Regions from separate parts of the Mus musculus genome. Here region 2 is linked to region 1. A link is a contact called in ENCODE POLR2A ChIA-PET data. All regions are on one chromosome and are shown on one strand. The core of a region is the stretch at or near the end of the contact, and the rest is flanking DNA. Distances in the headings are between cores, read along the strand shown. Region 1 holds the start of B230311B06Rik (RIKEN cDNA B230311B06 gene). Region 2 holds the start of Ccp110 (centriolar coiled coil protein 110).

Region 1 (6,401 bases), core at 1,939-4,438:
GTCGCGCGCGCGTGCCATCAATACAAACTTGGCAAAGTTCCCCAGCTGGCCTGACCGGTTCCCATGCCTGCTCTCTGGCTCCCTCTTGTGGCTACTTGCCTCTAGGGTGAGGCAGAAAAGGGAGGCTTCGTCAAGGAAAGACGACTAGGAAGGGATCTAGCCCAGTCTACGGAAGGGACTCACTGGTCAAAGAAGCTCAAATTAGGTGCCCACCTGGCACGTGATATCATGCACTCAATCATGTGACAGGATAACAGAGTGCTTGAGCTCTGGTCTCCCAGTCCGGTCCAGAAAACATAGTCATAGCGTGTCTTAAGTTTAAAGACACGGAAATCTAGACACGGGGAGGTAATTCAGACAGAGACAAAGGGAACTTATGTAACATTGCCCTACAGAGCCAGTTCTGGGTCTGCTTGACCTCAGGGCCACACGACCTACATTGCTTCTGTGCCATGCTGGCTGGCGTGACTGGGTCCATCAGAGAACCGTAAGAATCCCACACGCAGACTCCAAGACGAACCTGAAAGCACCAGACAGCCCCGTTTATTTAATGCTAGCACAGCATGCCTTTAATTAAGACAAGCGTCTTTAAATCAGAGGGGCTCAGTGAGTAAGAGCACTTGCTGCAATCATGGGGACATGAGTTCAAATCCCCAGCACTAAGCCACGGGTGGCTGCACTCACACTGTAACCCCATTCTGGGGTGAGGGTTGTGGGGCATGGGCTAGAAAGAGGAAAACACTTAGGGTTTACTGGTGGCCGGATGAGTTCAAGGTTCAGCGAGAGACATTTGCCTTCCTTCTACCTGTGGGAAGCTGAGTCTGGTGCTCACAGCTGCATTCCCGAGCTGGCCTAGGGACTCCCCAGGCTACTTCTGGCCGTCTTCTCGAGGTAGGAGCCGAGATTACAGACTGAGCCCAATTTTACGTGGATGCTGAGGGTCCAACCTCGGATGCTCAGGCTTCTGCAGCAAGTGCGTCACCCACTGAGCCATCCCTCCCCAGTCCCCTATGGCAGCTCTTCAGTACTCTCTCAGCTTTGTGTGCTGGGAAATCCCAAGGACCTTCCTGCTCGCACTAATAGCCAGCACCAACAGAGGAAAGCAGAGGAGGTCGGCTGTGAACCATCAGTTCCATGTTACTCTACTTTAGTCCAGTTGTCCCCTCCTCCTCCCTTGCTTCAGCCAACCCCGACTCTTGTTGTTTCCTTGCCCCACCCCCCAGGGTTGGGGGTGGAACTCAGGACCTCCTGTTTACTATGCAAGAGCTTTACAGAGCTTCCCACCTCACCCCTGCCCCTGCCCCGCCCCCACTCCAGCTATTGATATCTTTGAAGCACCCAGGCAATTTGCTTCACAGGAATGTTCCAGAAGCTGTATTTGTTCCTCTTCACTGAACAGATGTCCCTTCCCAGCTGGAGACTGTGTGAACGATATATTTTTTTCTATATAAAGCACCCAATTTGGGAGGAGGGGTGGTCTTCTGTTACAGCAACTGTTGGCAGAATAGGGCTGGAGGGGAGATTAGCATATGAAAGAAGCCAGTTGGCGGAAGGCCTGGGAACTCCTCCCTCACCAGGGCTATGAGGAACAAACCAAGCTCACCCAAGGCACTCTCCCGAGAGGAGAGGCCTTAGAGACTCACCACACTCCCAGGTGGGGGTCCATCAGCACCTCTACTTTTTTCTCACCCTGGTCCAATTATTTGTTCTGGGACTTACGAACCTAGAAAGCTCAGCGGGTCCTCTCTAGACTCAGATTTACATATAACTCTGAGCTCAGTGCCCTGCCTCTGCCTCTTAGATCTGAGCTGAACAGAGATGACTAAGATTCTTTGTGTAGCCTAACTGTAAGGCTCCTAACCAACTCCAGAGCCTGCCTGTATTCTCCCCTGTGAACTCTAGTGTTGCCAGAGAGCCTTGCACAGTCATTTAGGAAGAAGGAGCCCTAATACCTGCTGCCCCTCACTGAGTGGGCCTCCTTCCTAGATGGTATCTGTCACCTGATCTATCTGCAGTGACAGTTTCATCAGCTCAGCCTAGATAGAAACCTCCTTAACTCCCTGTGGTGGCTAGTCGCCACAGTCGTCCTGATTGGAGTTCGAATCACCTCATGATTAATGAGACATTCCATCCTGCTGTGTGTGTGACAGATTGCTCACAGTTAGATACTGCAGGTTCTGACCTTGTATTTTGATGAATTCCCATCTAGATGGCACCCCTGGGAGGAAGCAGGGGTGGACGCGAGATGCTCTGCCCTCACCTCTTTCTTGCTACCATCCCTCTCTCTGCTTCTTGGCCAGCATGATAGAAGTTGGACCAACGCCTCTGAAATCTGGAATAAACTAAGTCCTCCCTCCTCCAATCTGCTCAGAGCAACTTAACTAATACAGCTCTAATATTCTGTCCTGGTAATTTCCTATCAGCAACCTCCAGCCTGCTCCTTGGTTATAGCTCCCAGATACCCAGGTCACATTAGGAGTCAAACCCACACCTCTCCCTGTCTGCACAATCCAGGTCCAGCTAATGCTTTTTTTAAACAGAGGAACAGATACCACTGATATAGGAAGAGAGTCAGGTTTGGTCATGCAGACCCATGATCCCTGAACTCTGGTGGCTTGAAGCAGGAATATTTTAAGTTTAAAGCCTGCCTGGGTTACCTAGCAAGCTCTTATCTAAAAGAGGAAAGAAGGAAAGGGGAGAAAATAGATGAGAGAGCAGAAGCACAGAGAGGCTTAGTAACAAGCCTTGGATCGCACAGCCAGTGAGTGAAGAACCATTTGCTGATCCAAGGCTGTCTCATTTTTCACTCTCTCTCTCTCTGGAAATGACAGCTTACCATGAGAAAGTTGGAATGATGACATACCAGAACAGCATGGTCCTCCCAAAAGGAGCCCTTGGAGCTCAACAGCCTTATAACAAATACCCACGAGGGCAGCTGCTGAGTGTGTGTGCTGGTGTCCTGCTGTCTGTCTGCAACAATAGCCAAAGGGAACTTTCCCTTCCCCCACTCACAGCGTTCTGGGCAGCAGCGTCTAGGCCATGAGCCACCTCAGAGAAACTTTGGCTCTCATCAGGATTCATCTCCTGCCTCGGAGATTTCAGCCAAGTCCTCCCTAGAGACAGAGAGTAGTCAGAACTCAGAGCAGGACAGTGTAGCAGGGCTGATGGGAATGGGTACAGGCGGAAGTCATTACCTCCGTAGGAGGGAAATGTTTTCCAGATGGACCGGAAGTACATCTGTGGGGGACCTTGGGAAGTGAGGAGGCCAGAGTGTGGAAGAGAGGAGGGACACTCCTTCTGTCTGTCCTGAGGAATCATGGTGGACACCCCATAGTAAAAGGCCACTTACCATGAGAAAAGTATGCCAGCTTACTCTACCAAATTCTGCTATATGGAAGAGTCCAGTGCTCCGTTAGGCTCAAGTACACACTGTGAAAGTGACAGAGGCACAGAAAGCCCACCAGAGAGCACTCACCCAGCACACGAGGAGGCACCAGGTTTCATTAGGGTTGGTGGTGTGAGTTCCTGCCAAAGCACTGCCTGGGAGGCTGAGGCAGGGGAATCTAGCTTGAGGCAAGGATAAACTGCATAATGAGATCTGTCTCAAAACAAAAAGAGCCAGGAATACAGCTTCATTAGTAATTTATCCAGCATGAAAGAATCCTGGGGTTTGAGCCCCACACTCATAAAACAGAATGGCAGTGTACACCTGCAACCCCAGCACTTAGGAAGCAGAGGCAGGTAGGTTAGAAGTTCAAGATCATTCATAGTGGATTTGATGGGATGGATACATGGGATGCATGAGACTCTGACTCCTTCCCTTTCCACTTCTCAAAAACAAAACAAAACAAACACGCCAGTTGTTATAAAAAGATTATTAAGAAAAAAAGGGTATAAGAATATGTTTTATGGGGGGTGTGGTGAGGTATGGGGAAGGGGACGCCTTGACAGGCTCATGCCAAGGCATCCCTTCTCCTTGAGGGACCAGCCACATGATGGTATAGTGTAGAATAGAGTTTATTTAGGGCATGGGGAGGAGAGTCAAGAGGGTAGTAGAGACAGAGAGAGACACAGAGAGAGAGAGAGAGAGAGAGAGAGAGTATAGAAGTAGAGGCTGGCCATGGCCACGTGGGGAAATGGAGGAAGGGAATGCAGAGAGAGGGAGAGCAAGAGGCAAGAGAAGAGAGACAAGAGAGAGGGGAGGGGGCAAGCAGCCCCTTTTATAGTGGGCCAGGCCTACCTGGCTTTTGCCAGCTAACTGTGGGGGGTGGAGTCCCGACAGAATTCCAATACCAGTAAAATGAATGAATGAGTAATAGTTATTGAGCAATCTCTGAGAGAAAGAGTCTCCCCTCCTCCATCCATTAATTCCCACAAGCCTAATGAACTTCTTGGTGATCTGCCATGACCACAGACCATTCCTACCATGGGACTTACGTTCTGTTGTACTGGGGTAGGCTGACAGCCACAATAATGCCACAATTACCAGGAAGGCAAGCTGTTAAAGAATGGTAAATGCCACAAGAGAAGGAGGCCTAGAGAAGAGGGTCAAGGGTCAAGGAGGGTAGGGAATGCATGCAGGTCTGCCAGGAAAAAGGCCAGGTGTGTTATTTGTCTTATTGCTGTGGTCAAAATGTATAACAATGAAGGAGGAAAGAGTTGCTTGGGCTCATGGTTTCAAAGGGATTTCAGCCCACCACGGTAGACTGGCATGGTAGACTGACACGGTAGACTGGCACGGTAGACTGGCATGGTAGGCTGGCATGGTAGGCTGGCATGGTAGACTAGACTGGCATGGTAGACTAGACTGGCATGGTAGACTGGCATGGTAGACTGGCATGTAGTGGTAGGAGGGAGTAGCTCAGTCACGTAGTGATTGTCTTAGTTAGGGTTTTACTGCTGTGAGCAGACACCATGACCAAGGCAACTCTTATAAAGGACAATATTTAACTGGGGCTATCTTACAGGTTTAGAGGTTCAGTCCATTATCATGAAGGTGGGAGCATGGTAGCATCCAGGCAGGCATGGTACAGGAGAAGCTGAGAGGCTACATCTTCATCTGACAGCTGCTTGCTACAAGAAAGCTTGTTTCCAGGCAGCTAGGATAAGGATTTTTTTTTTTTTTTTTTGAGACAGGGTTTCTCTGTGTAGCCCTGGCTGTCCTGAAACTCACTTTGTAGACGAGGCTGGCCTCGAACTCAGAAATCCGCCTGCCTCTGCCTCCCAAGTGCTGGGATTAAAGGCTTATGCCATCTTGCTCGGCTTAGGATAAGGATCTTAAAGCTCATGACCACAGTGACACACATATTTCAACAGGGCCACAATTCCTAATAGTGCCAATCTCTGGGCCAAGCATCTTCAACCCACCACACAATGGATCAGCCCTGGGTTATAACTTCTAAAGACCCACCCCTAGTGGCCTATGACCATTAGCCAAGCCCCCACATCACTTCCAAGTCCCAGCCCTGCATAGCTAAGCTGTATAAACACCTCCCCCACCCCCAATTATCCTTCTTCCATGGGTATACTCTTTCACAGACAGCAGGGACAGAATTGCATCCAGCTGGAGCCTCAGTGAGGGTCTTACTTACTTCCCAGGTCCACTATCTCTGAGGAAACTTCCACAGACCTGATCTTGAGGGTCCCTTTTGGGTCATCAGACAGCTGCTCTGATGAAGATGGTAGTGGCCACTGTGCTTAAAGGACAGTGTTCTGCAAGTGTCCTCAGGACTTTCGGGGTGGGGGGAACCCCACTGATGGTGCATCTACAGATGTGCACTGATGCAGATGTGAACTGATGCAGATGTGCACTGATGCAGATGTGAACTGATGCAGATGTGGACTGATGCAGATGTGCACTGATGCAGATGTGCACTGATGCAGATGTGCACTGATGCAGATGTGCAGTGATACAGACAGTGAAGACCAAGACAACACTGGAGACTAAATCCTAAGGTGTTGTGTTCCTAGAAAATTCAGTTCTTGTCAAAGAGGAAGTAGAAATACCAGACAGCTGTTCCTGCGATGCAGGCTCTTGACTCAATTTGTAAACAATTTTTGTAAATAATAACAATTAACAATAATAACAATTATTATTAATGAATATATATTAATAAATACAATAAATATTTATTATTAATAAATATAATAAACATTTATTTATAGTAAATATTTATTATTAATAATAACAATTATTGTAAATAAATAAATGCATATTTATATATATGAGGGTGGGTATGTGTACATAGTACAGGTTCCTGCAGTGGCCAGAGGTGTCCAATCCCCTGGAACTGGAGTTCCTGTGAGCCGGCTGCCACAGGTACAGAGAACCAAACAATCACACTCTATAAGAGTGATACATGTTATTAATTGCTGAACCCTCTCTACAGCCCTACTAATTT
Region 2 (6,401 bases), core at 2,820-5,319, 120 kb before region 1:
ATATACGGAGTGCCACCTATGACCCAGGGACAAGCCTAAGCATTGTGCATGCATTAATTTAACTCCCAAAGAGCATCACGAGCATCATGGCACTCACTGTCTGTGTTCCCATTCTATGAGCATCATCAGCACTCACTGTTTGTGTTCCCATTCTAACAGTTAATGAAATGGACCACAAGTTCTGCCCAGCAGGAGAATGGCAAACTGATTTAAACCCACACTATCCCAGCACAGGACAGTCTTCTATGCTTGTACTTGTAGCTCTACCTTATTCACTTTAATAGGAACATGAAATTTATAACAATGGATATAGTTAAAGTCCATTATTAATGGACATTTGGGTTGGTAATTAATCTTTCTGCTATTTTATTTTCATTTTTGTTTTTGAGACAGGGTTTCTCTGTGTAACAGCCTTGGCTGTCCTGGAACTCACTTTGTAAACTAGGCTGGCCTGAAACTCACAGAGATCTGCCTCCCAAGTACTGAAATTAAAGGCATGTGCCACCACACCCAGCAATCTTTTGCTATTTTAAATGATGTTGTTATAATTTGTATATATTTATTTGAGCACATCTGTAAGATATTCTTCCTGAATAGAACTGCTGAGTCAAGAGTTACAAACACTTAAATTTTGATGAACACTGCCAAACTGCTTACCAAAAAATAAACGGACCTTCTTGATAAAAGTGCATTAAACATTCATTTCCTTACAACATGAAAACATGAAATCCTATGAGATCATTGCAAATCTAGTAGGCAAAAAAATGCTAACTCATTTGTATTGTATTTCTGTGATTATGAAAAACATTAGGCATCCCATCAGCTGTTTATAAATCTTCCATTGGATTTTCAGTGAGCTGCGTTAGTTGTTCACTAGATTTTAAAAGTTATTTTAAAACAAATAGGGGAGGAGAGATAACTCCAACTGAGAGCATAGTGCTCCCCAGAGGACCAAGGCTGAGTTCCAAGCTCCTCTGTGGCCCATCACTCCAGTTCCAGGGGGTCTGAAGCCCTCTTCTGGTCTCTTCCAGCACCTACTCTCATGTGTACACATGCTTGAATGGAAGAAATCGTTCATAAATAATTACTAAGTTTACCAGTGGAGAAAGTACAGCCACCCCATGGAAACGGATGAGTGAGACACTTTCTGCCTGAGCGGGCAGGAAGCTGCCTGTGGACAGCGATGCTTCCTGAGCTCGGCCAAGTGCTTTCTCGCAGAACTCCTCATATTCCTCCATCTTCCCACCGCACACTAGGAGAAAGAAAAGTGCTCTTAGTAGTGTGCTGACAAAACACGATTTATTACCCAAGAGTACTGGAATATTTAAACACTTCCTGGAATTTTCTGTCTGTTCATCTAAAGGCTTCATTTTGATGCCATAGACACCAACTGACTCAATCTCCTGGCTCTGGGGATTTTATTTATTAATTAACTTTATTTTATAGTTGAAAGCCTGAGAGGTCACTAGGCAACTTCAAACAACCAGCCCAGCAATTTCACAATCTCTAGAAAACTTTGGGTTATGAAAATCCCAGGTGACCTGAAGGATTAGCCAGCCTATGCCTTCTTTTTTAGCATTGTGCCAAGTACTTACTGATGCCTGTTCTGGATAACATTGTGTAACCCTGGCTCCGGTAAGGCCAGGGAAAATAACAAAAGAAATGTTATCATAATCATAACAAGCTAGAACTTCTCTCTGTTCTGAGGCTTATATTTGTTCCATTTGTGCACAGGAAGATCCAACTTCAAAGAAATAACTGGTTCTCTAGAGAGCTAGGATCAGTTTGCAGGCTTACATTCACTTTTTAAACACATGACTAAGAAGCAACAGAACCCTTTCCGGCACAACTCTAACAACTCACCTAACAGTATCTTAACCAAAATTCCTAGTAGATAAGAAATAAGAAAAGTCCCAATAAATCCATTTCTGCTAAATTACTTTTTAAAAATACACCCTTTGTATTTACTATTAAAGAGAGTAAAAATGATGTTATATAATTTCTGAGCTTATGCACAGAAAGAAAGAAACTCAATAGTCTGGTAAGGTTAAGGATATAAACTGCCATCATTAGTTCTCCTTTTCTTCTAACAGCATCATAGAGAGATGTCCCATTGTTGCAGAGAGCTATCCACTTCCCTTGAGTGGTCCCCCACACACTGCAAAGCTACAGTAACAGAGTAACGTACAGCGGGACAATGAATTGGACATTCAAGCTCCAGTGCTCATGTGAGACTGGAGAACGCTCCAGAAGATCCAGCGCATGACTGGACCTTCCTAACCTTCAGTTTCAGCCCATCCTAATTCCCCTACCTCAATCACTAGCACATCACCTTGATGTTTCCCAGCTTCCAGAGTACTTACCACTATCTGAAATGATCTCGTTTATTTCCTGGGGTTTTGTGTATCTTCTTCCACCAAAACGTAAACTCCATAAGAACAGGTACCTTCTCAGTCTTGCTCACTGGTTCGCCATGACACACAATGGTGTCAGCACGTGGTAGGCACTTCAGACAATTATTGAATAAATTAATTAGGGCAAATAGATCAAGCAATGTAAAGCAAGACTAGCAGAATGAAGAGAATTCTGAGAATGGCAACTTGGAGAACAACCCTATTCCCAGAGAACTAGGTACCTCTCAATTGCAAAAGTAGTCATTAAAAAGAGAGTCCGGGATTCTACAATTGTGCAAGAGGGCACTACATTTCTCACACCAGTTACCACTTGCAAGCAAGGTTTATTTTAAGGGAGTCTTGATGACAAGGTGATCCCAACCTCAAACCTACCACCCCATACTTTAGCATCAGGCATTACTGGTCCATGGTCCACTTACATTCACACCAGCCTCAGCAGGTCCAGGCATGCCTTTTCTACTCCATTTCTACCTAATTACAAGTGACCTTTGTCCAGGAAGTCTCTTGGCAAACCCTATAGCCTCATGGCTCCTATCTACTTATTCATAACCTGTACTCAGAAATGTCACTGAAAGGAAAGGCGAAGGTAACACAGCTTCCAAGGCTGGCTGCTTACCACTAAGTTTTTCCACAAACACATAAACTTCCTACAGAGTCTGTAAAGGGAGAAAGATATGCTGTTTAAGGACATACTAGCTGTTCGTACATTCATGGTAGGCTAATATCCCTGGACCCCACCATCTATAAAGTGGGGCTCTGTCTCAAGGCGATTTTATGAGAAAACAATGAGCTAAGGCACAGACAGCAATCGCAGGACTGTATGTAGGACAAATAGAAGCATCAGTAAGTGGAAGCTGCTTCCAAACGGAGGATATAATGGTGTTTTTATCACCTCCGTGTGAACTCTTGGAGAAGAGACAATTTTTGGTTCTTCCTGAGACTCAAATGTGACTTGAAAACATGAGAAAGGGCTTTCTCATCCAAATCCATCTCTTAAGGTAGGAACCACTTAACAGCATCATGGGTGTCTGAGAGAACCAGCTACATTATCCTGCAGATGCCCCAGAGTGGCAAAGCTGGTGTAAACAGCGCTCCTATGGGCCTTTGGTTGCGGTAACCAGTATTTAGAAATGGCCAGTGCACACCCCGGGGGACGCCTCCATCTCCTCCTACACTACCTCCGACACCAAACTGAAGTCACCATGAAGTGCCTACTCTTCAGCGCAGGATGCTTCACTGGGCGGAGCCAGCATCCAAGCATCCCCTCCAAGTCCCCCTGACCCCGGTCCTCAACTCCCGCCTCCCCATTCCCGATGCCTTCAAGGGCTCGTGACCGAGGGAAGCCAAACCGGGTCCGGAACGCCGGCCTTCTGTCCCTCGGGACACCAATGCCGGGTCTCACCTCAGCCTAGACCCGTAGGAAAACGAACCCAGTCCTCTTGCACACACCTGACACCTACTGCCCGGTCAGCTTCTCTGCCCGTGGACCAGCCTCCTCTGTAAGCAAAGGCCTCAGTCGGTTTAGACAGAGCGCATCTAGGTCCTCCGCCTTCTCCTCCTCCTCCTCCCCGCCATATTACGGGTCCCTCAGGCGGCAACGCGGGATCCTGGCAACCGCTGCCGCCGCCACCAGCTCAACTCCACCCCTCAGGGCCGGTACTTCCGGTGGCTGTTTGGCGGGCAGTTGAAGCGGTTGGGCCTCCATAGACTACAATTCCCAAAGTGCACTGCGGTCATCAGCAAGCGCTTACATGAGCTTTACGCAATCGAGATGCACGCTGGGAAGAGTAGTCTTCACTGCAAACTAAGGGCTTTGACTATAAATTACCATAGAAAGTCTCCTCAGGGCCTTAAACCCCAAAAGTGTTCCTGGGAAGTTGTCGGGTATTTTTGTTTGTCTGTCTGTCCGTCCGTCCGTCCGTCTGTCTGTCTGTATAGAGATAGTCTCCTGTTTGGTCGATGGAAAATGTACAACATTCACCCATGTTTTCCCTATAAATGAAAAATGTGGCTGAATCGCAGACACCAACTCAAGGCTTTAATATATTTGCACTTCTTTGCAGATCAGTTGCGGGGAATATACAGAGGAAAAGATAACTTCAAGTTGGCAAAAAAAAAAAATCCACCAATATTTTTTATCAGTTCTTACCTAAATTACTCACTAAGAGCTTTTTTGATTTAATGACACCATTTCCATTCTATAACTGGGCTTTGCCGTCCTCCTGGTGCTTATTTTTGTTTATGTATAGTGGGAATTTTAAAGAGCCTACCAAGAGTGGTTGTGAGGCATAACAGAGAAAACTCTTATACTGCACCTGGTACAAAAATCTCTAATAGGAGGAAAGGGTCATCTAGAGAGATGCTCAGTCACTAAAGCATTTGCCACTCAAGCATGAGGACCTGAGTTCAGAGCCTGAACACTCCCCTAAAAAGGCTCTGAGTCCTGGCTAAAAATTATAATTGCCAGTCCTGGGGATATAGAAATAGGAACTCCCTGGCGATCTCAGGCCGGCCATTCTAGCCAGTTTCAATGAGATCCTCAAAAATTAGGGTGGAAATTGACTGAAAAAGATACCCAACAGAGATGGATATCTCTGGTCTCCCTATACATATGTACATGTGTGTATATATATATATATATATATATATATATATATATATATATATATACACTCATGCCAAAAAATAAAAATAAAAAGGTAGGCTAAGAGCTGGAGGCAGAGGAATCATGGGATGATGGGTATCAAGAGGTGAGATCTGTCCCACTAGCACTATCCCAGTGAAACACTGGGACGCAGAGAATGGGCTCTCAGGCAAAGGCTTTAACAGAGGCAGTGCCTCAAGAAGGGTGGCATGAGGGGACCATGGTGTGAGGGACAAAGCTGACAGAGACAAGAGTGCCCCATAGCAGTGAGTGAGCCCTGAAATGGAGTCCAAGGTCCAGACATGTTCTGTTAATCTTGAGGACAATGTAATGTGGGGCTTTGGGGTGGGGGTTCCACTTATAACTTAATAATAAAGACTTGGAGACCTGTGTATAGTATAAGGATGTTGGCTTGTTTGCTGGGGCAGTCTCTCGGTTAGCACATCTAACTCAAGCCAAGTTCTCTGCTATTATAGTTCTCTGCTCTACTTCCATGTCTTTTGCCTCTGTCAGTCCTTCTACCCCAGCTCTTTATTATGCAAAAAGCCACACTAGAAACTAACGCAGTTGACATTGAAAAGGTCAAGGCTATGTGACCTTTGCCAAGGCATCTTGCCTTTTCTTTTTGAGCAGGTGGGGAAGGAACAAACATTTGCTTAACCTGCTCTGCAGGCACAGGGATTAAAAACTGAGAATACACCCGGCAGTGGTGGCGCATGCCTTTAATCCCAGCACTTGGGAGGCAGAGGCAGACAGATTTCTGAGTTCGAGGCCAGCCTGGTCTACAGAGTGGGTTCCAGGACAGCCAGGGCTATACAGAGAAACCCTGTCTTGGAAAACAAACAAACAAACAAACAAACAAACAAAAACTGAGAATACAGGGAGATCTTTTCATAGCCGATGTGGGAGTTAGCCCAACCACAATGAGTTCTTTAAGCACAGACCTGGAACTCCAGAGATCCTTGGATCAGGTGTGGGCTACCATTCTAATCTGAGAATGAAAAGTCTTTTAAAGAAATCTCTTCCTCCTGTTTTCATTTGTTTGCTTGGGTTTTTTGTTTTGTTAGTTTTAGGGGAGCTGGTTTTGTTGTTGTTCCCTTAGTTTGTTTTTTGTTTTTTAAAACAGGGTTTCTCTTTGTAGTCCTGGCTGTCCCAGAACTTCTGTTGACCAAGCTATCCTTAAACTCAGAGATCGGCCTGCTTCTGCCTCCTGAGTGCTGGGATTAAAAGCAAGTGTCAACATGCTCAACTCTCAAGAAATTTCTGCTTGTATAAAATATACATCAAGTCTGGGGCATGAGTCAAGTGCCTGCCCAACAACATAAGGATGGGTTTGATTGCCA

The links. ChIA-PET counts read pairs that join two places held with the same protein, here RNA polymerase II (POLR2A).
Region 2: POLR2A ChIA-PET joins it to region 1 with 19 read pairs in embryonic stem cell. The contact joins the promoter of Ccp110 here to the promoter of B230311B06Rik in region 1. POLR2A ChIA-PET finds 5 or more read pairs at or near these places in 3 of 5 experiments (Patski and embryonic stem cell).

What each region holds. Positions count from the first base shown.
Region 1 is chr7:118,589,072-118,595,472 of GRCm38, reverse strand. B230311B06Rik (RIKEN cDNA B230311B06 gene) reads right to left here and starts at 3,188. Exons shown (of 2, transcript NR_169121.1): 1 at 3,013-3,188.
Region 2 is chr7:118,710,211-118,716,611 of GRCm38, reverse strand. It overlaps Ccp110 (centriolar coiled coil protein 110), which reads right to left and starts at 4,069. Exons shown (of 15, transcript NM_001360794.1): 1 at 3,864-4,069; 2 at 2,364-2,506; 3 at 1,098-1,252. The coding sequence starts at 1,238.